2 separate regions of the Homo sapiens genome follow, and region 2 is linked to region 1. A link is a loop called in an ENCODE intact Hi-C map of the cell type or tissue named here. Cell type or tissue: Caco-2. All regions are shown on one strand. Links, peaks and the distances in the headings refer to the core of each region. The heading gives the core; the rest is flanking DNA. Region 1 overlaps ALG10B (ALG10 alpha-1,2-glucosyltransferase B). Region 2 has its middle 18 kb from the start of CPNE8-AS1.

Evidence for each region. Hi-C counts contacts between places; a loop is a spot of excess contacts. Peaks named below come from ENCODE experiments on the same cell type or tissue, not always from the same donor. Only the 100,000 strongest peaks of a DNase experiment are listed, where the experiment ranks them.
Region 2: a loop joins it to region 1, with 10 times the contacts of the local background. A loop is called at or near these places in 16 of 110 quality-filtered maps.

What each region holds. Positions count from the first base shown.
Region 1 is chr12:38,321,685-38,338,407 of GRCh38, reverse strand. ALG10B (ALG10 alpha-1,2-glucosyltransferase B) reads right to left here. Exons shown (of 3, transcript NM_001013620.4): 3 at 8,687-16,723. Among named protein-coding and RNA genes, the nearest start is that of ALG10B, 13 kb to the right of the region's middle. In Caco-2, for the core only: a CTCF peak has its summit at 9,908 (motif pointing left); no DNase peak of the experiment used is centred there.
Region 2 is chr12:38,914,969-38,931,691 of GRCh38, reverse strand. No RefSeq gene overlaps it. Among named protein-coding and RNA genes, the nearest start is that of CPNE8-AS1, 18 kb to the right of the region's middle. RefSeq lists a silencer at 10,418-10,507. In Caco-2, for the core only: a CTCF peak has its summit at 10,429 (motif pointing left); a DNase peak (open chromatin) is centred at 10,431.

The sequences.
Region 1 (16,723 bases), core at 5,139-13,138:
AAATATTGCAAAAATTGAATAAATTGATATGGTTTGGTCATGTTAGTGACCATAGAAAGTCTACACATTGGTGAGCCAAGATTGCGCCACAGCACTCCAGCCTGGGAGACAGAGCGAGACTCCGTCTCAAAAATAAAAAAAATAAAAAAAAGAAATAAGAAAAGAAAGTCTATACATTGATTGGTTGATCTAAATCCTGACTCTCTTCTAATCCACAGCCTCCCAGCTATTTTTCTTTTAGGAAGGCATTCTAGTGGAAAAATATATTGGCCTTTGAGCATTAAGGTAGTTGCATTTTAGATAAAAGAATAGAAAATAAGTACTCCATAGAGTGTTGCTAGACTAAAATTTAGTAGACTTAAATTTAACCAGAGTTTTGTATTTAAATAATATAAAATTATTCTAGTTTGGTCTCCTTGGGCATCTAGTTATTCATATTCATTAAGTCAGTCAAAAGCTCTTTCTTGAACATTTGCTATGTTTATATGCTGGCTATTTGTGAATGTGACAGACACAGTCTTTGGATTCATGAAGCTTATAGTCTAGTAAGAAATACAGATAAGTAAGTTAGCAACTTGAATGGTGTGATGATGGCTATAAGTACAGAAAAACATATTCAGTTATGAGGAGGAGAGCAACGTCATGAAAAGCTTCCTGACATTATATATCCCTTTATATCTTACCTTTTCATTGCATATTGTTATGCATACTGCTACAGCAAACTGCAAATGAAGAGCTTCAGGAACTTGGCAAATAATCATTGATTGGCCCAGTTATTATATTTTTATGGGAGCCATAAGAAAAAATAGGGAAAATAAAACCACACATATATACTTGTATTTATTACATTAAAATGTTTCCGGTTGTTATAAAAATGGCATATTGCTATATTGGCTGTATCAATGGATATTTTTCTTGTTCATACCTCCTTATCATGAGAGCAGCTAGAACTGTTTCTAAATAAAGCTGAAGCAACATGAGAATTACATTTTTAATGTAACCTATTCTGCTATGCTGGCCATAACTAAGGACCATGGATGGCATCTGAGTCAAAGGAAAATATTCATAGGTGATATTGAGTGAGTCCTAGTATGGCTCAGATGGAAGCCTATTGTGTGTGTTGTGAGTGGGAACCAGAGTAGACCAATTAGAATCTATCTCTGTGGGTTTCAGTGTGCTGAAGGAGACAGAAGATGAAAAAGAAGGTAGATATTTTGAACTCAACTTTTATCCCAAGTCTCACTTCTTGATGAGGCTTTGCTATACATTCCAATGTTAAAGTTCTGGGGCCCACCAGGGAGAGACTATGTAGATGGAAGCAAAATATCCTCTCCTAACTCATGTTTCTCTACTCTCAACGACTTTCCTTATTTCTTCCTTGCATTGGTAAAATGCCCAACTAATGTAATTCTAAATAATGTACCAAATGTAACATTTATTTTAGAACATCAAATGGAACATTTAGAACATTTTAGAACATCACTGTTTTGGGAAGACAAGGTCATTAACTGTAATAATTAGCAAGTATACAAAAAAGTGACCAAAATCTGTGTCTTTTCAACTTAAAGAAGGAACTGACATTTTAAATGATGTAAAAAGCCATTTTAAAACATTCCTGAAGATAGCAACAAAGAATGACTCAATTATCTAACACTATTTAACATCATACAAAAATTATGATAAAAGTTAATAAAACTATTTGGTGTATTGCCTCAGTCATATTAAATAAATCATGCATGACCCTTATACTGTGTGCAATTAACAGCCATTTAATAATTTTTGTATGTATTTTCCTTTCTCATTTGATCTAATAGGTTCACCTTCCTAGGTTCACACAGCATGTTAATGGCAGAGCCAGGACTTGAATCCAGGTATTCTGACTCTAGCTCAAGTGTTCTGTATTTATAGCTGCCTTACTGTTTTAGACAAAGACAGTCTATCAAAATTTAGTGTGTAGCAGAAAGTTGGTTGGTTTTTATTTTGTTCAATGTATTTCTCCTTTATTTATTAGAGAAAAGTTATTTCAATAATTACAAAATAGTTATCAATTCGAATATTTTAAAGGTTTTGATCTTGGTTAATTTACCCTTATCAAATATTAAGCCTAAATTACAAAACCCTTAAAAAATATGAACGCCAAATTCAATTAGAATTTTTTTCTTAGATGCCTGCTAATTATTTCTCATAATAAGCAGTTTTCTTCCAAAAACTACACCATTATTTCAGTTTGATGAAAATTTGTTCCTGATGGAGGAAAACTGGATTTGGAAGATAGAAAAATTAAGTTAATCCTCTGGCATTGTAATGATAAACATTTAACTCAGAATTTACTGAAAAAAAAATTAGAGTATACCTAGAGATTCAGATTACATGCAAACAAATTTACAGTTTTCCAAATTGCATTATTTGTCTTTTGAGACTGAGAAAATCTCATTGGATGATCAATAGTTCACAGAATTTTTCATATGTTAATAAAGAGAAAAAATTAACACAAGGAAAGGTCCAGTATAATACCAAACATTATAAAACAGAAAAGATCCATAGTCTATCAACTTTCTAGCTACACAGAATTCAAATATCAAGCTAGGTGTCAGGTTGCATTATATGTAACTCAAAACCATTTGGAGATTTGGAGAAACTTCCAAATTGCATTCCTTTCAGAAAGCTAAAATCCATGACTATTTAAAAAAATTTACCTTCCATGTCACTCACATTACATAACAAATAGAATCACTTTGCTTTCATTCTTTATCAAGCAACCTACTCTATAGCACAGCTATCAGAGAATGGCAGGGTGCTTTTCTAATGGCCTGATTAATGGAAACAAGAATTTCCCATACAGAAGCTTTTGGAAGCCTTTTATTACTATATATACATTACTATATTTTTATTACTCTCTCTATATTACTATATATATACAACAAATTCCACATTTATTAAAACTATTTATAAATTCCAGGTTTGACTTGTATTCCAATTGGAAAGAAAGAAAATATCAAGGTTTCTACACATTCTTTTTTTTTGAGACGGAGTCTCGCTCTGTCCCCCAGGCTGGAGTGCAGTGGCGCGATCTTGGCTCACTGCAAGCTCCGCCTCCTGGGTTCACGCCATTCTCCTGCCTCAGTCTCCCAAGTAGTTGGGACTACAGGAGCCCGCCACCCACCCCCCCCACCCAGCTAATTTTTTGTATTTTTAGTAGAGACAAAGTTTCACAGTGTTAGCCAGGATGGTCTCGATCTCCTGACCTCGTGATCCGCCTGCCTCGGCCTCCCAAAGTGCTGGGATTACAGGCATGAGCCACCGCGCCCGGCCCTACATATTCTCTATTTTTTTTTTTAAGATGGAGTCTTGCTTTGTTGCCCAGGCTGGAGTGCAATGGCACGATCTCAGCTCACCGCAACCTCCGCCTCCCGGGTTCAAGCGATTCTCCTGTCTCAGGCTCCAGAGTATCTGTGATTACAGGCATGCGCCACCACGCCCGGCTAATTTTATATTTTTAGTAGAGACAGGGTTTCTCCATGTTGATCAGGCTGATCTCGAACTCCTGATCTCAGGTGATCCACCTGCCTCGGCCTCCCAAAGTGCTGGGATTACGGGCGTGAGCCACTGTGCCAGGCCTTACATATTCTTAATTACGGGGAATAGAATGCAGCTATGATTATCTGCTTCAAGCTTCTAACCACATGTTTTCAAAATGCTCAATGACAAAAATAAGCAAATATATTTGCTTAAAGCTAAAAATGTTCAAAGAATGCATTTTTTAAAAAAAAATGAAAAATTGACTAGCATCTGTGACATTATGAAGGTAAGTAAAATGGTACCAAGTTCCTGTCAGACTAATAACTGGAAAAGATGTCCAGGAGTGCCACCTTGAGAGAAAATTTAAGACAATGCATTTTGAAAACAAAATTGGCATAAAGGGTTTCAATGTTGCTCATCACAGTTACCCCAACTAAAGGACATCACTGTAAATTTTTATAGTACAAGTGAAGAGATAAGCATGGTCTTTCAACTCAGATCCTATTATATTCTTCTGTCTTTTCATATCAGTATTCCACATGTATTTCATTCCAATGTGCCTCTTGGATATTATTTTAATGGAGAAAGGTATTCTTAGAGTCATTGGTATGTGAAGAAAGGATTTCTCTCTTTTTTTCTACTCTTTCTGGTGGTTCCTTTCTCTGTCTTCAGTCTTCCTACTTACTCTCTTCCTTCTTTTCCTAGCAATACCCCTAAAGTTCTCATGCTCATGATCCCCAGAAATACTTGTGCTTATGTGTGGGCAGGCAGTGTGTGGGTATGTGTGGGGGATATGGTTGGAGAGCTGGAGGGAATAGAATAAGACATTCTCATATGCTTTTATAATATTAATAACCAATTAGCTTTAATGTGTTACTTTTCCTTGCATTTCCTGCATTTTATGATACATTTCCCTGCATTTCAAAGAACAAAATTTATGACCAAGACATAGATTTCTAGATGTGGCTAAGTAAAAACTACTGACTTAGATCAAGATCATCCCCTCCCATGGTTCTCCACAGCCCAGGGCCTGTTTATACCTCTGAAACCTTACAATGTATTTGGCCCAAAGACCCAATGTATACATTAAACACACACACACACACACACACACACACACACACACACATACAGAGTGAAGATTCTAGGTCAAGCTAGGTTTCATCTAAATTTGATTTTTTCACTAGACCTTTAGAGAGTGATAGGGTTGCAAGGAAAATATAAAAATTACAAAGAATAGTACTTACTGAGAAAGACTGATAGGGTACCTGTTACAGGTCATGAAACGTTTCTCCTAAGACTGCATCTCTCCTCCTGGCTTCAAACCCTTTCAGATCAAATATTTTAGGGAGGTCTCCAAAACTCCTCATGTTTCTGATGGAGAGCAACCTTCTCTCTGGCTTCTGCATCACTTACAACAGGATCTACAGGAGAGTGGAGGGCCTGTCTCACAGAGCCATTCTACTGGTGCGAACTGAAACCTGGCTATCGAATCTAAATAACTATGTTTCTCTCCACACCAATTTATCTGTGGGTCTCTGCGTGGGACATATGCTTTCCTTGCTCCTCACTGTATACAGCAGAGCACTGTTCTTACTTTCTTCCTAAAAATAACCTCAGTTCTTTGGATGCACAGGCCATCAGATGATGCAAGTTTAGCAGGAATCAGTATAGCGCCCTGGTTAAGAGGGCATGTTCTGGAGCCGCATTTCCTGTTTGTAAACTATTTCAATTCCCTATGACTTATTTTCCTTGTCAGTAAAAATGGGGATCATAATAGCATTTGCCTTAGGGCATCTCTATGAGGCTTAAATAAATTCATGTTCAATATTTAGACTGGTGCCTGTCACATAGCACTGCATAAGTGTTGGCCACTGTCACCACCTGCTTCTCAGCCATATGGTTTGCATCACATTATTCTGCCTGAAATGCTTTCTGCAGTGTCTCCACAGGTTTCCATACAAATAATCTCCAGTGTGAATTTCTCCATGAAGTATGTCTTTGTCCCTTCAGTCAGATGTGATTTCTATTCTCATGTAAACACCCTAGCTCTTATATTCCTCCTCAGTGATAATCATATTGTACTTTGCATTAGTTAGCCCCCATTAGGCGAGTTCATCTTGTCTAGAGTAGGTCACTTTTGCGTTTCTTGATACCGTTTTTTTCACACAAGGTTCCCTCAAGTTGTCATTGCATTTAATAACAAATACTACGATAAACTTTGTTAGAGGACCATATTAGAAGGTGATATGGTTTGGCTGTGTCCTCAACCAAATCTCATCTTGAATTTTAGCTCCCATAATTCCCAGGTGTCATGGGAGGGACCCAGGGGGAGGTAACTAAATCATGGGGGCAGGTCTTTCCCATACTCACTCCTAGTAGTGAGTAAGTCTCACGAGAGCCAATTGTTTTATAAATGGGAGTTGTCCTGTGTAAGCATTCTCTTTGCCTGCCACCATGTAAAATGTGACTTTGCTCCTCCTTCACCTTCTGCCATGATTGTGAGGCCTCTGCAGCCATGTGGAACTGTGAGTTGATCAAACCTCTTTCCTTTATAAATTACCCAATCTCGGGTATGTCTTTATTGGCAGCATGAGAATGGGCTAATACAGAAGTCCATATTCCAAAAACTTACTGTTGCCACCTAAACTATTTTCAGGAATTCTCCCTTTTAGTTTCACAAAACCAAAAATAACACCCACAACTTCCTTATCTAATAAACAGAAAGACTACACATAACACATGTTAACTACAATCAAGACAAGGTTCTTAGGCAGGTCATGGTAGAGGAGCTTTTATTATATTAGCTTTCCAGTAGATTGACTCATTTAAAAAGGGAAAAAATCTTTTTGGAAACATTGAAGAGTAAACAAAAGAAGGCAGGAACTGGATGGACTCAGTTGAAAGATCTCACTGGGTGAGATCCATGTTTATATGGCTTTTCCCCCAGAGGGCACACCCTAGTTAGAAAGGTGCAGTATGATTGGTTTGAGGTGTGAAAGGATGGAACTCAGGACTGCTAGAGTAGCTGTAATTAGGAGAAATCTCAGAAAAGAGGGAGTCACAGAAGAAGGGAATCCCAAAATCTGTGTATAAGTCCTGGGCTGACCTCTGAGCTGCATATGATAAGAGAAACTCGAAGACACCCAATGGAAAGTAAGAGGTGGAAGTCTGCAAACACAGAGTAGGGACCACTTTCTTTTTTTTCACCACAAGACCCAAAGACTGGGGCTTGAACCCTGCCAAGTTAGATGTGTTTGGTAAATACTCTGAGCTTCCTACAGACCTAGCCTAAAAAAGAAACCCAAGCCCCAACAAGTTCAAGGTGATCAGCCAGTAATTTAACTGCTTTCTATTATTATGAGAATAAAAGGAAGATTATACAGACACCCAGGCTAGTTATGAGCACACATCACAGGTATTTAAAAAGATTTGGTTCTATTTTAAAATGACTAATAAAGCTTAGCATTAGGGAGGTGGTAGACAGGGGAAAATGGCTAACAGGACAGTGTGAGGGAAATACAAAGCTTCTAATACTTGGTTTAGGATAAGAAAATGTGTTAAATAGACACAACTCCCTCTCCCTCTCCCTCTCCCCACGGTCTCCCTCTCTCTCTCCCTCTTTCAATGGTCTCCCTCTGATGCCCAGCCGAAGCTGGACTGTACTGCTGCCATCTCTGCTCACTGCAACCTCCCTGCCCGATTCTCCTGCCTCAACCTTCCGAGTGCCTGCGATTGCAGGCGCGCGCCGCCACGCCTGATTGGTTTTCGTATTTTTTTGGTGGAGACAGGGTTTCGCTGTGTTGGCCGGGCTGGTCTCCAGCTCCTATCCGGGAGTGATCTGCCAGCCTCGGCCTCCCGAGGTGCCGGGATTGCAGATGAAGTCTCATTCACTCAGTGCTCAATGTTGCCCAGGCTGGAGTGCAGTGGCGTGATCTCGGCTCGCTACAACCTCCACCTCCCAGCCGCCTGCCTTGGTCTCCCAAAGTACCGAGATTGCAGCCTCTGCCCGGCCGCCACCCTGTCTGGGAAGTGAGGAGCATCTCTGCCTGGCCACCCATCGTCTGGGATGTGAGGAGCCCCTCTGCCCGGCTGCCCAGTCTGGGAAGTGAGGAGCGCCTCTTCCCGGCCACCATCCCGTCTAGGAAGTGAGGAGCATATCTGCCCGGCCGCCCATTGTCTGAGATGTGGGGAGCGCCTCTTCCCCGCCGCCCCGTCTGGGAAGTGAGGAGCGCCTCTGCCCAGCGCGACCCCGTCTGGGAGGTGAGGAGCGTCTCTGGCCGGCTGCCCCGTCTGAGAGGAGCCCCTCCACCCGGCAGCCGCCCCCTTTGAGAACTGAGGAGCCCCTCCGCTCGGCAGCCGCCCCGTCCGGGAAGTGAGGAGCATCTCCGCCCAGCAGCCACCCCATCCGGGAGGTGGGGGGGGTCAGCCCCTGCCCGGCCAGCCGCCCCGTCCGGGAGGGAGGTGGGGGGTCAGCCCCCAGCCGGCCAGCCACCCCGTCCGGGAGGGAGGTGGGGGGCAGCCCCCGCCCGGCCAGCCGCCCCGTCTGGGAGGTGGGGGGGTGCCTCTGCCCGGCCACCCCTTCTGGGAAGTGAGGAGCCCCTCTGCCCGGCCGCCACCCAGTCTGGGAGGTGTACCCAACAGCTCATTGAGAACGGGCCATGATGACGATGGCGGTTTTGTCGAATAGAAAAGGGGGAAATGTGGGGAAAAGATAGAGAAATCAGATTGTTGCTGTGTCTGTGTAGAAAGAAGTAGACATAGGGGACTCCATTTTGTTCTGTACTAAGAAAAATTCTTCTGCCTTGGGATGCTGTTGATCTATGACCTTACCCCCAACCCGGTGCTCTCTGAAACATGTGCTGTGTCCACTCAGGGTTAAATGGATTAAGGGCGGTGCAAGATGTGCTTTGTTAAACAGATGCTTGAAGGCAGCATGCTCCTTAAGACTCATCACCACTCCCTAATCTCAAGTACCCAAGGACACAAACACTGCGGAAGGCCCCAGGGTCCTCTGCCTAGGAAAACCAGAGACCTGTGTTCACTTGTTTATCTGCTGACCTTCCCTCCACTATTGTCCTATGACCCTGCCAAATCCCCCTCTGCGAGAAACACCCAAGAATGATCAATAAAAAAAAAAAAAAAATAGACACAACACATTATAAAATATTATCAAACATGAATTTATTTAGAAACAAAATAAAAACATGCTATTTGAACAAACTTTTTTATAAAGAATAAGTTGACTGAAAAGCAGTTTTAAATAACATCAACTCACAAATGACTTTTAGAAGCCAAATAAACATTTCTATTTTAGAGAATAGTATGTAATACATAACTTAAAAGCATATAGAACACATATTCCTACATTCTTAAAAATAAGAGATTGTGATTCCACAGAGAATTTTTCAAATATCTAAAGTATGTCCTGTTAAACCAACAATTTGCTTCCAAACAGGAGTCTCTTTTGAGAAGCTAAATATTAATTTTCAAACAACTATTTCTCCATTTGTTAACTGGAATCATTCATATTAAAACAAAGGTCTTTATGTCAATGTATGTTAATATGGCTGAAGGCTCCAGCCCTGAGTTATTTTTTTACTTCCTTAAATTCATAATTACAACATATATCAATTTGAGGTATCATGACAAAAACAGAAACAAAAGACACAATGGTAGATGAGAATCTATCTCCCTGTGGAAGAGGCAAAATTAGTGTGGACCTCATTTTTCTGACCTATAAAACTAGGAAGTATAATCACATTACTTGCGACAATTTTTCCTTCTAAAATGCCATGAATTTGAAGGTAGACTTCATGCCTTTCTCCATCATAACAATAGAGTTAAGAATATTGATTTTGGAGTCAGGCTGCCTGGTTACGAATCCCAGCTCAGACAGTTATTTTGTAATCTTGGAAAAAATACTTCACCTCTCTATACTAAGTTTCCCCATGTGTACGGTACTGATCTCATAGAGTTGTTATGAGACTAACATGGGTAAATCACTTTATAACAGTGGCTGATACAATGTTACACGAGTTTTCAAATGAGATATCATCACTCATTGTTTGTGGGAAAAGATTCTAACTATGTCATATGAATGAAGTATGCCATATGCAAAGATCATATCATATGGGAAGATATATTAGGTTAAATCGTCTAATGATTACAAAACACAAAGTGAGGTTTTTTTTGTTTGTTTTTTTTACATTTATCTTAGCTTCATACAACGCAGAAAACATTTGAATAACATTAGATAAATAGATATAAATGATTATAAATCTTTGTGGTTTAAAACAATAAAACACTATAAAAGAGTTTAATTCAGACTAATAAAAGTTTAACTACAACACTTGGAAATGTAGCACAATATCTCCACCTAGTGGACACCTTAAAAATTTTTACAGATAGTGCTCAGCCTTTTTTTATCACTGGCGGAAAACTTTTCAAATAGAAGTAATTTCACGAATATAGAGGGATAAAAAATAGAAAATAAGTTAAACACTATATTACCAGTGCTCCAAAACATCACCGCTAAAATACATTTTAGTAAGTTGTATAACTCAAATGTTTTTCTAAAACAGGGTGTAATAGAGTCAAATAGTAGTTTTGGTTTAGAAACTTAAAATATACCAAAGACAGCATGTAAGTCATCAGAAATACTTGACCATGACTTAGCAATTAATTTTTAAAAATTAGCTGTAACAAAATTTAGAATTTAAAAATTACAGAGCTTTAAAGATGTCAGATACCTTTAAAAGACATTTGAACTACTTGCTATCTAACTCTTGTGTAGTATCTTTGATAAATAGAAATCTTATCTCCAATGAATGAGAATCTTACTTTTTTTCTGGGCTTGTTTCCCTAAAAAGACTAAACAATTAGAAGTTATGCTTTTCATGATTTGCAATCTAATTGTTGACCTCTGATTTACACTTCAGGCAATACAGAATTAAGTCCAATCTTTCAAATAATTATTCTTCAAGAGAGCTTATCAAGTGATAGAATTTCCACTTATCCAAATTAAATATCCCACATAATTTTAGTCATTTATCTTACAACAAAATTATAAGGAGTTATCATGTTGTTCATGCTCTTTTGAACAGTTTGTAGCATTTTAAAAAATGACTATATCCAGTACAAAAATAACACGTCATGAATGGTTTGGAAACTGCAGAGAGCAAACATGGATTTTCACCTCTCTCTCCATATACTACTTCTTTTGATTTAAAAAAAATTGAAAAAAAACTTTTCATAGTGAGGCAGAATATGACGGTCAAAAACTCACAGGCTTGGGAGTCATACCAATCTATGTTCATTTAGTGACAGTGTGGACTTTGGGCAAATCACCTGACCTGACCGACCTTCAGTTTCTTCAGCAGTCAAAGAGAAATCAACATCTGCCTCATAGAAATATAAATGTAGCATCAAATGAGACAATATTTGTAAATCAGCTAGTATAATGCCTAAAACATTATAGGTGTTCAATGAATGATGGCAACCATCATTATTATTGTTACTTTTTCTCCTTTTTTCATCTTATATATGCCATACACACACATATATGGTTCAACTAAACTGAATTAAGTTTCACTGTGAAAAACCAATACATTTAATATTTTTCTTGTTGGAAGCTGGCACAGTGGCTCATTGTAAATCCTAGCACTTTGGGAGGCCAAGGTGGGAGGATCACTTGAGGCAGGTGTTTTGAGACCAGCCCACACAACATAGTGACACCCTGTCTCAATTCTTACAAAAAAAAAAAAGGAGAAATTATATGTATACACACACACATACATTACATATATACAAATTTGTATATATAAATACGTATATATTTGTATATATAAATATATATATATGTATTTTCTTTTCCTTGTTAGAAAAATACTGTATTGTCTTTTGGTCTGATGGTGATAGGCTGAGATAAAATTTAATTAACATTAAATTCATCAAAAATTTATCTCTTAAAAAAGCACAATATAGAGATATTATATTGTGACAGAATTTCTTACCCTAGAAATAATTTTTCAAATCTCAAATATTAAATATTAGTGTTGACTCATGGATATATGTTAAAAATATGTCCTCAATCTCTATTTTTATTATAATTTTCTCAGTTACACAAGTTTTTGTATATTGGAAACGTCAGTTGTCAACATTAAATACATAAAAATGCCCTATATAAAAAATAATTAACAGCTATTCCTAGAGTGGTAAAATGTAGCCCAACTAAAAAAAACAAAGTATTTGTAATTAGTTGAAATGTCTTTTACCTTTAAATTCTTTAACCTGTTATTCGTTGAAGGTTACTGATTTTTCTTATTTTAAATAGAAATAAGAATATTTTCTTATTTTAAATAAAAAGCAATTATTTTGAAATTATACCCTTAATAGGGTATAAAGTTTCTTTAATAAGAAACTTTCCTTTAAAGTGTTATAACCTTTTAATGGTTGAAAGTTATTTGTTTTTCTTATTTTAAATAAACAGTAATTATGTTGAAATCATATCCTATCAAAGAAACAACATGTTTACAAGTAAATACATGTATAAGCATTAAATGCTAGCAGGGGTCTCCAATCTTTTGGCTTCCCTGGGCCACACTGGAAGAACCATCTTGGGCCACACATAAAATACACGAACACTAATGATAGCTGATGAGCTAAAAAATAAAATAAAATAAAATAAAATAATAAATAAAATAAAATAAAATAAAATCACAAAATATCTCATCATGTTTTAAGAAAGCTTACAAAATTTGTGTTGGGGCCGCATTCAAAGCCATCCTGGGCTGCATGTGGCCTGTGGGTTGAACAAGCTTGCACTAAGGCAAATAAAAATTGTTAACACTGGGTCAGAAAATTACACAGAAAAATGTTTAGGATGACTCTTATTATGAAACATGATTTACTTCCTAAAATTAGCCACGGTTATGTAGGATGTTTTTTCTATTCACTTCACTCTATACTAAAAACTTCATTCAGTATATATTTACTCAATATTTATCATATGACATACTTATAAATATTATGAGTATATGGCAGGAATGAATCCTTTTTAAAATAAGGTTATACACATACCAATCAGACACTGACTAGAGTTAGGACAAATACTATTCTCATTTGAAATGAGGACTAAAGACTAAACCACTTGCCTTATTGATCCCAGAGCCACAACCAAATATAAAAATCTTAACTCCCATGTTAAATGTTTTTTTCTACAAGCCCACAGTTCCTAAGTCATATTTCAATTTCCATTTAAAAATTTTCAAATTTATATCACAATTCTTACTTGCTTCACTTTTTAATGAAATTCCAATTACTTCAAAGATAATAAACGCTTGCTAACCTAATAAACACAAAATTTATTTCTTCATGTGAATAAATATTTTATTTAAAAGTGAGTCCAAAATAACAGTCCACTATTTAGGTGGTATAAATAAAAATGGTAGATCCCTTCCTCTCTCCTCTCTTCCAACAATTCTAAGGAAAATAATATCAAGCCAAGTGGCAATTAAGTTCAAACTAGAAATACATTTCATTAAGCTACGTATTTATTAGAAATAAATTACATTAGGCTATTTACACAAGTTATTTTATGACTGGCTATGCACATTTCAGAAATAACTCTAAGAAGACAAAGAAAAGGCCAGACAGCTAAAATAATTTATCTTGCCAAAATGAGATGCTAAGTTTAAACTGAGAGATGCTATCTTTCCAAATCATTTAAATACATAGACGCAGTTCAAAAGATTCCTGACTATCCATTAATGGAAAACATAAACGTTAACAAAATTCACAGCATACCTGAATCTTACTCATGCTACCTAAAGATAACATATCTCTAGAATTTCACAGAAGATAGAATCAGTTCAAAATGATGTATTACTGAACCTATAATGATTTATGGACTAGATATTTTTATGACACTTTTCAAAATAGACATACTCACAGACTTTAGTAATGGTAACTGTAGGGCTCCAGATGCCCTCGAGCAGGGCAATATTTTTTTCATAATCACCTAATTTTAATCAATTCAGCTAAGTCTAATGTTTAAAAATTCATGAAAAAATATCTATCTACTCAATAACTTTTGAAAACACAAATATAACTAAGAATGTTTCTAAAAGCAAGGATCTAAACACCTAAGAATGGTCTTCTCAGTTGTTTCAAGTGAATGACTTTGAGTTTAGTATCATTTCTTGAACGACTAAAGGCAAAATGATCTGTTGTGCCAAGTTCTTACATAATCATTTTATCTGTTATCTATTTTGGAAAATTCACCAGCAAATGGCCATCTTTGAACTGCCTAGAAAATTTAACGAAGACATTTATCTTAAATTCGAAAGTATTGATAAGCATTCCTGTTTTAAAATAATAAATAGTTGAAAATAGCACCTTTTAATACATGGCATTCTTTTCTTAAAATGCCAAGTACTATATTTTATGTATTTTATAAAAAATGTGGAAGATTAACCTGTTTCTCTCTGAATGTAGATTTTCACCAAAACATCTCTTAAACAGCAGGGACTCAACACTTAAAAATGAACTAGAAGAGCTGGGCACAGTGGCTCACGCCTGTAATCCCAGCACTTTGGGAGGCGAGGCAGGTGGATTACCTGAGGTCAGGAGTTCGAGACCAGCCTGGCTAACACGGTGAAACCCCGGCTCTACTAAAAATAGAAAAAATTAGCCAGGCTTGGTGGTGGGCGCCTATAATCTCAGCTACTCGGGAGGCTGAGGCAGGAGAACTGCTTGAACCCAGGAGGTGGAGGTTTCAGTGAGCCAAGATCGCGCCATTGCATTCCAGCCTGGGGGACAAGAGCGAGACTTCTCCTCAAAGACAAAAACAAACAAAAAAAGATATAGAACAGTGATCCCTCCAAAGAGCAGTCTTCTTTAATTACAGGGTAGAATATTTTCCTCAATTTTGCCAGACTAGATCAGAGTGGAAGCTTCTCCTCTCAGAAGTATTCCTAAATACAAAATCCTTGCATTAATATTATCAGACAAAAAGTTACTTTCCCTAAATTACACATTCTTTTTTCAATTTTGACTTCCCAGATTTAGTTCTCCACTATAGTAAATTAATGACAAAAGTATAATTTCTTTGAGTGTCCTCTCTCATCTAATTTTTAAGAAGTCTGGGTAAAACACGTTTTTCTACAATCACTGTTATAACTAATGCCGATCTATTTTCTGAGTACTAGAGTACAACCAAAAAATGGCCTGCATTTATTACTCAAATTATACTTGTAATTTTCACCTGCACACAATTTTATATTTGTAAATGTAGACTCATCACTTAAAACTCAGAGAAGCAAAATTTGACATTGAGGGGAAAGTAATTTGTTCACTTATAGCTACTTTTAAAGTTTAGAAACATAAAATTATGTTAAAAGATGAGTTCTATTCACAATTCTAAGTTTACATGTCAAAGTTAACATGCCCAAATAATACTTTCCTGTAATGGAATGACAACCCAAAAAATACACTCAAAATAATAAACACAAAATTCAAAAAGTAACACAAAATAATCCTACCCCAGCAGTTGTTCCCTAATCTACAAAGTCAGACCAAAGGATTTCTCAACTTTCTTTCAATTCTGACTTTTTTTAATAGATAATGGAATCAAACACTAGTCACCTTTAGCTTTATATTACCTAAGAAGTCACTTATTTTTTAACCTCTCAGTAAAGATACTGAGAGTTATTTAAAAGGTATCAGCTAAGATATTATCTCCTGATCCAACAATCCCACTTCTGGCTATTTATCCAGAAGATTTGAAATCCGTATGTCAAAGAGAAGTCTGCACTCTATGTTCATTGCAGACAAGTCACAATAACCAAGTGATTCGATCAACCTAAGTGTCCATCCATGGATGAATGGATAAAGAAAATGTGGCATATATATACAAAAAAATACTATTCAGCCTTTAAAAAGGAAGAAATTGTGTCATTTGCAACAATATGGATGATCGTGGAGGACATTATGGTAAGTGAAATAAGCCAAGCACAGAAAGACAAATACCACATGATCTCACTTATTTGTGTAATCTAAAACAATTAAACTCACAGAAGTAGAGAGAAGAATGATGGTTGCTAGAGGCCGGGGATGTGGGAATAGGGAGATGACAATCAAAAGATACAAAGCCTCAATTAGATAGAAGGAATATGTTTGACTTTTTTTAGATCTATTACACAACATGGTGAATACAGCTAATAATTAAGCACTGTATGTACATTTCAATACTGTTGAGAGTACATTTCAAATGTTTTCATCACAAAATATGTCAAATATTTGAGGTGATGGATAGATTAGCTTTATTTAATCATCCCACATTATATTCAAAAATCATAATGCCACTTCGTACCTCATAAGTATATACAACTATAATTTGATATATAATAAAAAATTTTTAAAGGTAGTCTCCTAACAATCATATGAGGATTATCCTAAAATGTCCTTTAGTAACTGTCATGGACTGAAAAGTATCCCATGAAGAGACAATGTCTACTCAGAACATGTGAATACAAACTTACTTGGAACATGGGTCTTTGTAAACATAATTAAGGGTCTCCAGACACAATCACCCTAGATCAGGGTGGGCCCTACATTCAAAGACACTGTCCTTAAAAGGTAATGAAAAGACAGAGGGAAAGGCCGTGTGAACGCAGAGGCAGAGACTGGAGTGAAGATTGCTGTCTGCAATACTTAGACAAGATATGCCCATAAGCCAAAGAACTCCAAGAATTGCAGACAGCCACAAGATATTAGGAAACAGACATAGAATGGATTCTTCCTTAGAGCCTCCAGAAGGAACCAACTCTGCTGACACTTTGATTTTAGACTTCTGGCCTCCAGACTGTGAGGAAAATTGTTGTAAGCACCCAAGTTTGTGGTCATTTGTTATGGCAGCCCTGGGAAGCTAATACAATATGTATTTCATAAAGGAAATCCCCCTTTTAAAGGATTATAATCAACACAATTTGTCTTTGGCCATCATACATTTCATATTAGGAATTAGTGAAAGAGCTTCATCATTTCTGGATTGTAAACAATAACCAACAATTTGATGCCTAGACAGACATATATGAGTCTCTACTTTATCATTTACTATCTATGCATTTCTATTTTGACTTAGAATTAAAATTATATTTACTGAAATGTTAAGGAACTTTTCAGTCAAGAATATCACCTGACC
Region 2 (16,723 bases), core at 5,507-13,506, 590 kb before region 1:
TACTCGTTCTTGTTGGGTGTTGTGTCATACCGTGCATCCGTGGGCTGGTGCAAAGACTTACAGAAACAGCACTTACTAAAACCTCCCTTAACTCTCCTCCACCTTATTCAGATAAGCTTTTCTTTTATGGATCAAGTCAAGCAGCAAAACCAAGATATGTTAAAAAGGTTTGAAGAGGAAAGACTATGAAAATTGAAAGGGGGAAGATTGTAGGATACAGTAAAATTCCTCTTCAAAGGTTTTAGCCTGTTAACTTACTTTAAAATCCAAGAGAGGAAAATCGTTAAGTACAATGAGTTCTGAGTTCCTCTTCAAACAGCCAATATGTCAGTATGTTCGGCTTCCCTGTTCTTTGTTCTCCATTTTAAAGTTTAACTTTCTCATTCTTTACATTTGCCCCTAGTTTCAGTAAACAACCCCCTCCTAGCCTCTATCACCTGCTCTGTCCTTAGTCATCCTTAGTCACCTCCTCTGTAACCATTCGAAACTATTCACCCTGCCACTCCGGCTCATATCCCTGCTCTATTTAAAATAGCCAACCAGAATTAGCTTAGACTGTGCAGTCTAACCCTAGACAATAGGGGAAAGACACAGCAGTAGCGACTAGCTGCATTAGGACAAGAACCCCTTTCCCTGCCTTGTCTGGTGTGCTCTTGCCATTACTCCATCTGTGAGACACACTCTTCTATAGAAGGAAATTGCTTTGCTGAGAAAACTTTTGCCTGAGTGCTATTTTCACTTGGTGGCACTGAACATTTACTTCCAACACAGGGATTATTTTTTTCCAACTTGATTGCTAATTCTCTTAATAGCATTTATTAAATAAATGATCTTTTCCATATTGATTTGAATTGTCAATTTTAACATAAACTATTTTCATTAAGACAGATTTTTTCAAATGAATTATTTTGCCAACACAGTATTTTTTGTTGGCTTTAATTAGCAGAGCCTTCATAAACATTAACATTTATTATTGGTACGTATCATAAACATAAGATAATAATATAAATAATAGACTTTTTATGAATAATTTTCATAAGGCTTAGGTATTCATGCATGTTTCCTCTTCTTTGTGAAATTTAGAATCCCAAATCCCTGCTGGTATTTTACTAAAATTTCAATGGATTCGTAATTTCAAAAATTGCATTTTAATTTATTGGCAAAAGTAAAATGTATCTATTTAGTTGGGGCTTCTTTTACACCTTTCAGCCAAATTTGATAGTTTTATTCCCATAGCTATTAGATGGTTCTCACCATGTTCCTTCTACTTCTGGGAAAAGAAAATGTATAAGATGAGCCTAAAACATGTTTTCAGACCAGAAAGCAAAGAAGCTGTCAAAGACTACTGGAGTTACGTCAAAAAGAACTCAGTAGACAAGTCGAATAAACATCTAGTCAAAAGATGAGAAAAAGTGGTTACAATAAATCCAGTATCTTCAGCAGATTGAACTGAGACTGTTTCAATCCCTATGTATGCAGTGACATGCACAAAATTACTTGTTAACTTTGGAGATTGCTAAGGAACTCATTATTTGAAAAAACAGGCAAATAAAGAGTAAAAATCAAGCATTTATCATACCTTTCGTATCTAAACTGTACAACAGGTGACCAAATATTTGAAATAGGAATGTTTCAATCTATTTATTTATTTATATGCTTCTGATAACAAAAAATTATTGCCATTTTGAAAAATTTTGTTAATTAAATGCATTGGGTAATGTAGTAAATGCTCAAGGAATGATAACTATTACGATGATTACCATGCAGGTAAATCTTTTGGATGTTTGGAGTTGGAGTAGTTGTAATCAATGGTTGCTAACATAACGTAACAGGCATTATGTACACCCTAATGAAAATCTACAATATCACTTATCAGGACTCTTACCATAAAAATGAAAAATGAAAATGAATCTGATCAAGCCATTAGATCCAACTATGAATACTTTAACAGATAAAGCAGAGATGCATTTAATGAAACGAACACTGTGAAAAACTCTATAAGACAAAAAACCCAATTCTTTCAATAGCAACAACTCCCCTCCTCCTGAAAAAAAATCACAAGAAAAAATACAAAGGGAAAACTATAGAATACAAGAGACTTAAGAGGCTTATCAAACAACTAGAACACCTGTTTTGTTCACTGATTCCAACAAACTAAAGAAAAAACAAGACAATGGTTATATGTGACCTAACTGTAAATAAGACGATATATTAAAATTATTGTTACTTTTTTTTTTTTTTTGAGACAGGGTCTCACTCTGTCACCCAGACTGGAGTGCAGTGGCACGATCTTGGCACACTGCAGCCTCTGCCTCTGGGGTTCAGGTGATTCTCCTGCCTCAGTCTCCTGAGTAGCAGGAGTGTAGCATTATGCTTGGCTACTTTTGTATTTTCAGAAGAGATGGGATTTCACCATGTTACCCAGACTGGTCTGGAATTCCTGACCTCAAGTGATCCACCCACTTTTGCCTCCCAAAGTGCTGGGATTACAGACATGAGCCACAGCGCCCAGCCGATGTTATTTTTTAAATGATATAATGAAATTGAAGTTATTTTTTTAAACTGCATTCTGGGGGGATTCCTTTACTTCGTCTTGCATCTTAAGAATGTAATCTTTACTGATACTTATATTGCTATTAACTCAATTTGTTGTATTTTTTCTATTTTAACAATCACTTTTTATAGTTTCCTAAACTCCCTTTCCTAAAAATTCGTTAACGTTTTATGACTGTCATAGCTTTTAAAGATTTCTTTTCAGACATTATGTTTTAACGTATTTAAATATATTCTTCTGCTCATTCATTTTTTTCCCATGAACGTTGTTGAATGCTGGATGTTTTGCTGACTGAATGTAGTGATTCATCATGTTGACTTTCCCTCAATTTTTACAACTCTTCTTTACATTTTCATATTTTTCAATAAATGTAATATCTAAAGTATGACTGACATATATACACACACACACACACACACACACACACACACACACACACATATATATATAGGAATTACCTGGATAACGAGTATGGCAGGAAGAGTGATTAAAGTGAGAAAAAACTCAGAGCTAGAATGGAAGTGCACATTGCTTAGCATGGCTAAAATAAAATTGCTAAAGAGATGTGATTATAATACAATAGGCCAGAGAGTTAAAATAGAAAACAAAAACAAAAACATGTTGGGCAAGGCTTTTTGTGCCACATAGGACATTTTAGACTGGGTTCTAAAATCAATGGATAGCAATATCAAATTTGTGGCTTATAAAGACCAGTATGGGAGAGTGGTTTCCAAGGAAATAGAAAGCAGTTCCTTAAGAAAATTAGCTTTTGAGATAGAGGCTTTGTTTAATAGCTGGCTTCACAACTTATAAGCTTTGTATATTAGGGCAAGTTATGTTACCATACCTTTCTAAATTTCAGTGCCTTTCAAAAATTGTAACTAATAATACCTACCTCACAGTGTTGTTGAAAGAATTAAATTAGATAATCTTTCATTGCACTTACCATGATAATGTAGTAAATGCTCATGGAATGATAGCTATTATGATGATTATCATGTGGGTAAAACTTCTTTTGGACATTTGGAGTTGGAGTAGTTGTAGGATATTTTTAAAAGCCAAGCAACTGGCATTTTAATCTGGTCAGAGATTCTTAGTGCACACCAAATATCTTCTATTTTCTCACCTTCCTTGCAGTAAGTTTGGACCATATGATTAGTTCTGGCCAATGAAATATGAGAAGTGGCATATGCCCATTCCATAAGAAACTTGTAAGTCATATGTTTCAGATGGCATGGATAAAATATAGAGGTGGAATACCTGATTTGCACAGGATTGTGGTATGAGGGGAAAGGAAAACTTTACTGTGTTGTTACTAAGATTTGAGGGTTTACTTGTTACTGCAGCCTATTCAATCTTATTAATATTCAAATTGACCAAAATGATAGAAGGTAGAATGGAGAACATGGAAAAATTTTTTAAACCACTGGAATATAGCCAAAATGTTTTTAAGAGAGAGCTTGTGATTTGGCTATAGATAAAATAGGAAAATTTTTGGACATTAAGAATAATAAAAAAGAACAAAGGGAACATATTGAAAGGGCAAATTCCAAGGCCCCACCACAACAATTTGAATATTTTACAAGTGACCCAGATGATAAAAAGTTTGAGAATCCCTGATCCATAAGAAGGCTTCAAGATATTACTCAAATAACTAAAATAGAAGGCAGAATGCATAATAATTATCATGTCAAATGTAAAAATAAAGTGTTAGGAGAGCTGACAGTATATTTCTAAGATATGTCCATATCTAAGTCTTTATTACCACTAGGAAAAGTATGAAGAAGGTGGCATTTGAGATGGAAGATAAGAGGATAAGATTTTGGTAGATGAATATAGGCCATTCAGATAAAGGGAATGGTACAAGCCGAAGGAGGGTAGAGATAGGTATTGCACCTGCACCTAAGGTAACCTGATAGCTGATATTCATATAAAGTGCCTAACAAGCTTTAGGGAGAAGATTCTTAAATTTAGGTTTCCAGTTTTAATTTCTCCCTCAAGATTCTGACATGAAGACAAATGGTTTTCTGGTTTCATGTATACTCCCAAACTTGACTTTACACTACAAAAACTTAGACATACTTTTTGAAAATGGCAATTTCCTGATTAGAGAAGTAGAATTTTTCTGCTAATACAGGCTGATTTTGTCATACATTTGTAATGCTGACTTTACACTACAAAACCTTACACATACTTTTTGAAAATGCCAATTTCATGATTAGAGAAGTAGAATTTTTCTGCTAATATAGGCTAATTTTGTCATAAATTTATAATGCTCTGTAGGCAAGACTTAAATGTATCACTTGTTTAGATTTTTTTTCCATAAATGGGTGGATTTCTAATCCTTCTTACCATGACAACTGTTGTATTTTCCTAGTCCTTCCACCAAATAATAGTTTTTAGGACTCTGCTTAGATTCTGAGTCATAAAAGTTCTCTGAGATGTGTTAATTAATGACTTCCAATGGAAACAGAGAAGGAGGTTGTGGGAGAGTCATTGATATTTACATCCTGTGGTAGTTGAGTTCAATTATACCATTGAAACCCAGAACAATGCAATGCTTTAAAAATCGACTTCTCATATTCTTAACTGTTCTATGTCTACTTATTCTGGAGAATTGTAGGTTACTTGCAGGCTTTGGGGGAAAAGGCTTTCATATTTTAACATAGGTGAGAGATCAGCAATTTGAGTCTATTGTTTGTGATGCCACTTTGTCATCTGCAACTACCACTATGGCACTTGCACAATATTTCTCTAACTACTTTTAGTACATTACTGTAGAAACACATGTTCACATACAAATATCTCTTTTGATTCAAACATTAATTTTATCTCAATTTCCTCCTCATTTAGGAAGTTTCCTCAAGACACATCTATGGGGGTCCCTTGAAGCAAGTGTCATAACATGGAACAGAAATATTCTCCATGTAAACCTCTGTGTTAACATTTCCTGCTATTTAAGATAGAGAGAATGACTTGTGTAATTTCCTACAATTCCTTGTTAGGGACAATATAAAAAGGCATAATGAGTAAAACTTTTCAAGACACCATCTTGCAATAAAACCGAGTCTTGGAACAAGGCATGTATTTTCCATCTATTTTAGGTACAGTTACATAGTGCTACTTAATGCCAAAATCAAAGCAGGAAGTAAGAAATTCATTTTGCCTTGTAAAGAAAGTATTAAGTGGATGTCCCAAGCTTCAGCGTTTATGGGTCATTAGGCTACCATTTTAAGACACTGGACTTAACAATATTAGCCTTTTCATCAAGTGGCTTATGGTTATATTTTCCCGCCTAAATTCCAGACTTGATAATGAGCGACAGGAGCTAGGGAGAAAGAAGCCTACTGACTTATGGTTTAATTTAAGAAATGCTCTTACTTTGAATGAGCTTAATTTTCTCTGAGTTAAGTTATGTGTGTAAGATAATGGGGTGGGTGGAACAGTTCATTACTTTTGATGTGCACAACTAACAAAATCATTCTTCCAGGGTGTTTCTTCCTAGTTCATTCATTCATTAACATTTTTAAAGAATTTATTCTATGCTAATGGTACTATTGTAGGTGCTAAGAGTAAATAAAGAAGTGACTAAGACACAGTCTAGTCCCAGGTCTCCAGAAATTAATACAGTTTAGGGTAATTAATATCACCCTTACATCCAGAAGAAGTTTTACATTATTAATCACTTAAACTTGATGTTTGCAACTGACTTATGCAAGTAAGCATGACTGGGAGAAATTCTGTCTGTTAAGAAGGCATCATATTCTAAACTGCTAATATAGAGAAGGAACAAATTTTCCACTCTACAAAATGTATGTACCAAAAGACAAATTTTCTATAACTGAACTTAGTTTCAGTCCCAAGTTCCTTTTCTGCCCAGTCGTGGGGAATCTAATCTTGTAAATTTAGGGTAAACTCAATCAATCTATGGTTATTATTATCCTGTTACATTTCTCTAGGCATTTAATTTTCTTGAGGCTTATGTAATATCATAACAACACAAGTCCAAGATCTGTTATCACAATTAAAACTAATAATCCATTTATATTTGCTTTCTATCCCTCTGTCTGTCTCTGGCCTCTACTTCATTGTTTTCTCTCCTGTAAGATAAGTTCCTTGGACAGAAGCAATTTTATGTGGTATACCATGATGGTCATGAAGGTTCAATGTATTAGTACTCAAGGCAGTCAACTTTTAACTAGCTAACAAAGGAATGGATCTGTTGAATTAGAAGGTGTGACTACCAGCAGCTGGACAGATAATTCTTTTTTTTTTTTTTTTTGAGATGGATCTGTTGGATTAGAAGGTGTTGACTACAAGCTGGACAGATAATTTTTTTTTTTTTTTTTGAGACAGAGTTCTGCTCTTGTTGCTCAGGCTGGAGTGCAATGGCACACTCTGAACTCACTGCAACCTCTGACTCCCAGGTTCAAGCGATTCTCCTGCCTCAGCCTCCCAAGTAGCTGAGATTACAGGCACCTGCTACCACACCGGGCTAATTTTTGTATTTTTAGTAGAGATGGGGTTTCACCATGTTGGCCAGGCTGGTCTTGAACTCCTGACCTCAGGTGATCCACTCACCTCGGCCTCCCAAAGTGCTGTGATTACAAGCATAAGCCACAGTGCCTGGCCTGGACAGATAATTCTTAGCTGGCATTTTGAGACCTTTCAGTCAGCTGGTATTCAGTAGATACATGTTTGTGGTGCAATAGGCTGATTTGCACAAGATTAGGTTTACTGCAATCTCAATGTTGTAGGCTTGCAATGTTGAGAGGCTGTTGTCGTATAAAACAGTAGAAGACTCAATTACACTGCAAGCCTGGAGACAAATTCTTGTGAGGGTGAGGTGTTCTCCTGTAAGATGCCTAATATCCTCTGAACTCATTAAATGGTGCATTCTCTTTCATAGTCACAGTATTTGCTTTTATACAACTCTGGGATCTTCTTGTCCACATGTTTGAGAATCCATGGAGGAACGCTTTGACTAGAGATCCTATAAGAGTTCCATTGAATTGGAATCTGAGCTTGCTGCCAGACAATTCTAGACTCCAAATGGCATTTAATGAAAGACAAAAATATTCTCAGGATTGTGGTGTGGGCTTGGGTGACAGCCTGACTCTCAACAGGAAACAGGTTTGCTACTATAAGCAGGAATGGAAAAGAGTATGAATAGAGCCCAGGAGATCTCCGGTACATCCGTGTTTATTAAGCAGAATAAAAAGCGGTATCATAGAGGCAGGACTTCCAGGAGTTGGTTTCTAAGAAATGAAGTTGTAGGCCATAAACTTAGGCAATAAACTCAGACCAGATTAGATGTTAGCTAAAGGAAAAAAAAAGAAACAAGTAAATGAGATAATTAATGAGATACGGAGATTATCAATACCAACTATAGCCTTATAACCAGTTATAGATACAAAGTAGAGAATACCTGCATTTTTTTCTTGCAGTCATATGCACACACACACACACACACACACACACTCTGATAATTATCTCTCTGATAATTACTCTCTTTTCTTCCCTTTCACATTATTTAATGTTAGTTCATACTTTAAAGATTATCAATACAGAATTATGTTGGAATAAAAAAGGAATAGCCATTCCCCAGAGATCTTGAAACTGAATGTGGTAACTGGTAAGTCTTTGTGGAAGAAATGAGTGTATATTTGATGTGCAAGGCATAGTTATAATGTGCCACATGTGATCACACAGGTAGTTTTATACATCCAAATGTATATTAGGAAGTGTTAATAGGAAAAGAACTAGATATTTTTTGTATGCCAAGTGCTATAATTCTTTTCTACATTGGATTATTCTTACTTTGTAAATTTTGGTGGGAGACACACCCCATTTCTCAATATAAATGCTAATAAATTCTTTATTTTCAATTTTCCAGCTTTCCTTGAATCTGAGGAATAGACACCTGCTCTTACCCGAATGTCCCAAGATAAATAGACTAGAGTAGTTTGTCTTCGCTAGTGATGGCAGTGATGTAATTGGTGTAGGCAGTGGTGGCAATGGTGAAGAAATGACAGTTGAGGTGGTGAAAATGATGACAACGCGTAGCAAAAATGGCAGTCTGGTCTGTGGTGCTACATGGGAGTCAATTTTCCAAGTACAATAATGGAAGTGTTCTAGGGTCAGTATTGAGTAGTTTCTCTGGTAATAGCAACAATGTAAGGGCAACATCTAATATTCATTGGTGTACTCATTAGACCAGTCCTGAGGTGTGATTTTGAGGCATTTTGACTTCACTGTCTCAACTTCATTGACTCTGAGACTGGTTCTCTTGAACTCCCAATGATTCTGGGAGCAACCCAATATGTAATTAATTTAATCAATTTTCTGCTTAAATAAACCAGAATCAGCTTTGGTTGCTTGCAATTAATTAACTTGACTAAGACCTGTTGATTTAAAGCCTTCCTCTGAGAGAAGGGAGAGGGTCAGGGAGAGTTTTGTCAATTTTCTTGACAACAAAGATTTCTTCATTCTTCTCTGATTACATTCTTCCTTTGGATATGAGCCTTGCAATTTCCTCCCCATATCTAGATTAAACCACAAAAAACCTTTCTCCAATAACATGTGTGTGTGTATGTATGTATATATAAATGTATATATATACACATATATATGTGTATATATAGAGAGATATATATAATATTATATTTTATAAAAATGTAAAAGACTAATCTAGTATTTGGGGAAGTTATACATATATATATATATATATATATATATATGTGTATCTCTATATATATACATATATGTATATATATGTATAACTTCCCCAAATACTAGATTAGTCTTTTCTTACCTTCAATAGAAGTTTTCTTATATGCTATCTTCTGGGATTTCATGTTGGGCGGGGGTGGGGAGGGGATTCTCTCATTGAAAAAAAAAAATCTCAAGTGGTTTATAAAATCTTATTTTTAATCAAGTTTTTGACTCAGTGTGAGAGAGAAAAAAGCAAAAAGACTACTTAAATAAAACTGGAAAAGACCTTTAACTAAATGCTGTGTACCTGGAAATTTTGAGATGACTAAGTTTAATACAAGTTAAAAGAATTAAACTACTGTATATTTGTTACAAAAAGGATCAAAGAGAATTACCCATTTGGAAAATGATAAATACTTCATGCTTCTTGAAATTAACTTGATTATAACATACATTCATTTAAAAGAAAAAAATAACATTTTAGAGGGGCACTACACACGTGCAAGAGAAAAGAATAGAAAATTTCCAAATTCTGTATGTTTCTTTATATTATAATTTATAGTAATTTAAAGAAATATGTCTACCACTGTCTTTTTTTGTGTTTTTAACTTATTTTTTGTTCTGAAAAATTTAATAATAAAAACTACACCTCTTATCAGAAAAAACTCTCCCACGAACAACATTTTGCACATAATTTTGCGGGATTCATGGGACCTTTGAAGCCCCTTTATTAATCCTTTTTTAGGATCCTTGGTTATCATGTTAAACATCTCTAATCTCCAAAGGAAATCCAATAAATTTTTCAGCCAATTACGATTAAATTTATATTATTATAGTATTGATTTAATTTTTTATTTAAGAATATAAGCTTAACTTATTATAAATAATAATCTTATTCCATTGAGTATCTTAGGAATAGAGTTTGATGAAGCATAATACATTAAAGAATAAATGCCATTAATTCTTTTTAAAACAGGATCCTTCTTCTATTTGATTGAAGTAGTACTCTAAGCAGAAGAAAGGGCAAAGAAATCTTTAGTTAAAACAAAAGTAATACAAAAATTTGAATCTGAGCAGTCACAGCTGTTCACAACAGCTTATTGTAAGAAAGTCAGTTACTGGTTATTTGTACTCCCTAGCAGGTAGGCATGTGCCACCTGCTGGTCAGATAGTTTGAGCTGCGAATATTCTCAGTATGTTACATGCATGAGTCAGGAGCCTGGAGTGTGGATATATTTTTACAAAGCAAAACCTGTTGAGAGTCTATCTATCTATCTATCTATCTATCTATCTATCTACCTATCTATCATCTATCTATCCATCTTCTATCTGTCTTCTATCTACTCTTCCAAAAGGAGGTATTTCTATTGTAGCATAACTCTAAATGCCCATAGATTTAATTTATGAAGCTATGATGTTAGTTACATATTGAACTGAAATCTACTCACTGCACAAACATAAACGTTTGCTTTGATGCTGTTGTTTTCCCTATTTATTGAATCTCCCTTTTCACCAAAGCAGATATATTATTAGAGAATTTTCAATGAAATTATAAAAACAATCCTTGGCGAGGACTTACCTATTTATCTATCTTTCACAGTCTGAGATGGAGATAAACACTAAGTGGCCTGTCAAGACCTCTTATGCTGATGTTTGAAGATGTACGGATAATTACTGGAACTAAACATGTATAAGATAATAAAAGAAGTCTTCATACACTCAAAACTGTTATTATATAATCCATTTTATCAGATAACATTGTAATTGGATTATTAATCAATAATAAAAAGATGATAAGATACTCTTTTGAGAAAAAAGATATACTCCATACAATCAATTGGTTAAAATGAAATTTGTAAAATATTATAAAGCAGCAGTCAAAGTACAGTCAGTCCTCTGTACCTGTGAGTTTCACATCCATGGATTCAACCAATCACAGATCAAGAATATTTTTAAAAGCATTTCATTTATGTACAGACTTTTTCCTTGTCATTATTCCCTAAAAAACACAGCATAGTAACCATTTACATAACATTTACACTGTATTATTATACTAATATAAATAATCTAGAGATGCTTTAAAATATATGGGAGGATGTGCAGAGATTATATGCAAATACCATGCATATTATATCAGAGACTTGAGCATGTTGGTGTCCATATGGGTCCTGGAACCAAGCTCCCATGGATACTGAGAGGCAACTGTACTCTATATCAAAACTTGTGGAATGCAGCTAAAGCAGTACTATAGGGAAATTCATGGCTTTAAGTTCTTGTATTATAATATGAAAAAGATTGTGAAAAACTAAGCATTAAACTTAGCAAGTTGGAAAAAATGAAAACAGAGTAAAGACAAAAGACACATAAGAAAAGAGCAAAATGAAAAGAACAGAAATTAATAAAATAGTAAATAGATAAAATGATACACAATTACAGGCTGTGTCAGCAGAGCTAAATGATTGTGAGCAATTGTAAATGGTATGGACATACAGAGGAGGAACAGATTGGCTATGAGGGAATGGAAGATAAGTGCTATAGTTTGAAGAATTCAACCTTTGGAGTTATTTGATTAGAGCCATTTGCCACTTGCTATAGATATGTGACCTTTAAGTCATGGAGCTTCCCTAAGTCTAAATTTTCTTGTTTGGGATGGGAATAAATAATACCTATTTTAAATAATACTTACTTCACAAGGTTTTGATGAGAAGTAGTTATTGACTTTATTTAATATACGTCAGCTTTGGCTCTCACTGTCTCACGAGTGATCTGATACAGAGAGTTTCATTCAAGTTTCTGAAATGCTTAATGTATACATTTTTACATGTCATTCATAGCCTATAATATATATGTAAAAGGAAACAAAACATCTTTATTATTAGAATTCTAGATTTTAAAAACTCTCTGGATTGAAAAATCATACTGCTTCCCAGTTAACTCTGCCAATTTTCCTCCACATTAAAAAAAACCCTCCCATTTTTAATCCATTCAATACATATTCACCATGAGTCACTGTGTGCCAGGCCCTGGCCTCAGCAGTCACGTGTCTTGGCTCACTCTCAGCTGACGGATGGCCATGGTCTCTTGGAAGCCGACTTAATTATTTTTTGTGGGTCATTTTGTTTTGGGTGAAAACATGTTTTGTGTTTACAATTGTGGAGGGCCGGGTAAACATCGGTTGCAACCAGAAACAAAAAAAAGAGCTTATTTGAAGTTTTTAATGTTGTTTAATTTTTTCCCCAATGGTTTGACTATGTGTATTGGACTACATACAACTTTTTGCTTCCTTAACCAAATCTATTTATGTGGACCTGTTATACTGTTGTTAAACCACCATTTGGAACTTTATCGTTCACTTGCAAATGCTGCAGTCATGGAGCTACCATTTGTGTGAAAAAAAAGCAGGTTTATGAAAAAAGATTTGTACTGAAGATGTATTTAGCATTCTATACATTGAAGTTACATAATATCCTACTATTTTTGGCTACAGTCATTATAAAAACAAAGTGGCAGGAAAAAGTCTCTTGTAAAGAATAAGAATATTGCATCCTTCCAACCTGTGATTCTTTGAATGTTATAGTACATTATCAAGAAAGAAAAGATACCTTTTTTTTTTTTTTTTAAAGACAGAGTCTCACTCCATCACCCAGGCTAGAGTGCACTGGAATGATTTTGGCTCACTGCAACCTAGAGGCATGTGCCACCATGCCAAGGTAATTGTTGTATTTTTAATAGAGATGGTGTTTCACCACGTTGGCCAGGCTGGTCTCAAACTCCTGACCTCAAGTGATTGCCCTCCTCAGCCTTGTAAAGTGCTGGGATTACAGGCGTGAGGCACCGCACCCAGCCACCAAATTTTTAAAAATTTTAAAATCCAATGTAGTTGTCAATCTTGGCAATCAGAACAATTAACTGCCCAGCTAATACAATGAGTCACGCTAGAAATGCTTCTTAAAACAAGCATAACAACCACCACCACGACCACCATCATCAAAACCTAAGATTTAGTGGAAAATGGTTTTAGTGGCCTCTTAAAGGTAAGCCATTCTAAAATATACATGGAATTAATGAATAGACCTTTTAAATATTAATTTTTCTTTTTTATGTTTGTCGACATTCTTTGACATGTTGATTCATGCTGGGATAAGCATGAGTTTTCTTGTACTGATTTTAAAAGCTCCTAATAGAGATACATTGAGATCCTGTGAACACCAGACGGAATGCATAGAAATCAGTCTTTTTTTCTCTGCCATATGGAGAGCTACTGTACCAAAAATGTAGTATCCCAGAGGCCACTACAAATCTGTGGCATAGTGTGATATTTCATAGTTTATGAAAAGAAAACAGAAGGAGGCAGAAAGAAAGGAATGGTGGGAAGGAAAGTGAGAGAAAACACATCTGCAAGTAAGATGCTTTTAGGGTCTGTTTGTGGCCAGTGGGATGGAAAGGATCACTGCTGGAGTAGAAAACAAGCAATAGTTAGTACAACTGAATTGCTTGAATATTTTCCCAGAGATCTAATAAATATTTATTAAATATTTAAAGAATTAAGAGTTTTAGCTAACTGTATGTATCATAACGAAGATTTGAGAATAAAAGCTGTCGTCCCTTAATTGAGTGACAGGGTCACATAATAATCATTTTATCCGACCAGGCATGGTGGCTCCTGCCTGTAATACCAGCACTTTGGGAGGCTGAGGTGGGCGGATCATCTGAGGTCAGGAGTTGGAGACCAGCCTGGCCAGAATAGTGAAACCCCATCTCTACTAAAAATAAATATTCTTTATTATGCCTGCCTCATATTCAACTGTGAAACATGCTTTATTTATCAAATTCCTTACTGATGAACACTTAATTTGTGTCCAGTCTTTGATATTGTTAACTGGTATAATAGGTAACCTTAGGCAAATATAATTTCACACATTTGCAAACATTTCTGTACAATGGATTCCTCAATTGGAAATGCCAGGTTAAATGGTGTGTGCATTTTTTTTAAAAGCCTTATTGAGGTATTATTGACATACAATAAACTATATGTAATTAAATTGTTCATTTTGATACATTTTGACATATGTATTCAACCATGAAAGCACCACCACAATCAAGGTTATCATTATAGCCATCACTCTCCACTGTTTTGCTTTTTCAGTATTACAAATAAAGCTGCTATGCACATCCATGTATATATCTTTGTATGAATATATGTTTACTTGGGCAAATACCTAGTGGTGGAATGGCTACATCATACGATCATATGATGAGTGTATGTTAAACTCATACATCATATGACCAGTGTATGTTTAACTTTTAAGAAACGTCCAGACTTCCGAACTGTTTTCCAAAGCGGCTGTATCATTTTACATTTCCACCAGCAGTATATAAAAGTTCCAGTTACTCCATATCCTCACCAATACTTGGTATAGCCAATTGTTTTTATTTTAGCCATCCTAATATGTGTGCTCTAGTATCTCACTGTGATTTTAATTTGCACTTTTATAACAATTAATGATGTTGAGCATTTTTTGAAGTATTTATTTGCTGTCTGTATATCTTCTTTGGTGAAGTGTGTGTTCAAACATTTTTTCAGTTTTTCAAATTGTGTTGTTAGGTTTGTTATTAAGTTTTGAGTTCTTTATATATTCTAGTCATTGATCAGATATATGTTTTGCAACATATTTCCTCTCCTATGTGATTTGTCTTTATTCTCTTAAGAATGTCTTTCAAATAATAAACATTTTTAATTTTGATGAAGTCCAGTATATCAGTTTGTTCTTTTCTGTATCAGGCTTTTCTGCCTCAACCTCCCAAGTAGCGAGACTTACAGGCTCCCACTACCGTGCTCAGCTAATTTTTGTATTTTTAGTAGAGATGGTGTTTCATCATGTTGGCCAGGCTGGTCTCGAACTCCTGACCTCAAGTGATCTACCTGCCTCGGCCTCCCAAAGTGCTGGGATTACAGGTGTGAGCCTTTGCACCCAGCCAAACTTTACAACATTCTAAGGGACTCACTTGTGAAATAACAATTTAATTATTTGAACTTTCAATAAAGAATATTGCATCTGTTATCACAAAATTATGGTAAATTTAACAGCAATTAACTTTACTATGAAAAACTGTTTTGTGAATTACAAGTTTTGCCTGAATCTCTTGGACAGTTAGAGAAAGGTCCTGTAGTATTTTAACATTTTCTAATTAAAATAATTATTTTCAAATATACCAAAAAGCCTAGGTTAGCTCATAAGAATGTCAATTATAACAAGTTACTAAACACCCAAGATTTATATTCTTTTTTTCCTCTCTGTCTCTATTTCCCTAGTTTCCAGCAAAATTTTTACTTTTTTGCATGGTTGCACATTCTAATTATCCACGCAGGAAAGAAACCAGAGCAGACTCTGACCACATACTAATTAATGCTTATCTGCCCTGCTCTAGCAGCGATCTAAATCAGGTTTGGAAATGAGGCATTAGTTCCTCATACATCTGGCTATAGTAGGCCAGAGGGGATTGTTCCTATATGAGGTCCTCAGCCATGCAGTTGCTTACTTAAGAGCTATTTTCTGGATTAATAGCATGTGAAGCAGGGTGGGCTTTATTCTCAAGACAGCACAGCAGGAGCTACAGTTGGGCTTCTAGGACATTTTGGTAGAAGAATCTGAAAGACAGTCCTTGGATGATTACAGAAAATCTTTAGAGGATTCTGTAACATTGGTAACTGCCCAAGAAAAAGAGTGAGGCAACCCACAGGGACAACAAAAACAAGGCAGAAATGTGGCCTTTGCAGCTTCTACCACAATGATCCCATTGACATCTTTCCCCTTAATAGCTTCTTCTTTTTATTTAGTGTCTTGATGCTGTTTTTTGTTTGTTTTTCTTTTCCTGTTTGTCCACGTGCTTCTTCCCAACTTGTTTCCTTGGTAGGACCTTTCTTTGTCCTTCTCTCCCAAGGCCAGATATGCATTATTTTTCTTCTTTTCCTTTCTTTCCTGGAGTACTCACCAAAATGCTTGGCATCAACTGCTAATTCTAAGCTATTGATTCCAATATCAACAATCTTGTCCTCTCACCAGTCCCAAATGCCTGTTGGACAGTCCATCCAAGTGCTCAGCTGTTGCTGAACTAAACATATCAAAGTGAATTTAGATACTTTTAACAGTCCTTGGCCACATAGCACCTCACTCACATCGGTGTACACTGAGTGCAAGGGACAATCAATGAGTGAGACAGATGGACCCCTATGCCCTTGAGGCTCAATGACTAGCAGGAGAAATAGGTATTAAGCAAATTGTCAAACAATGCTTATTCTAACTATGATAGTTAAAAGTTATTGCTTATTTTGGGCATTTAGGAAGGTGTCTGTAGACGCAAAATATTTTCGACTTCATACTCCTTTTATAAGAATGTATTTTTTCTTGTATTCTTTTGAAAAGTTTCAGAATTCTTTATGCCTGCCCTTTCTGA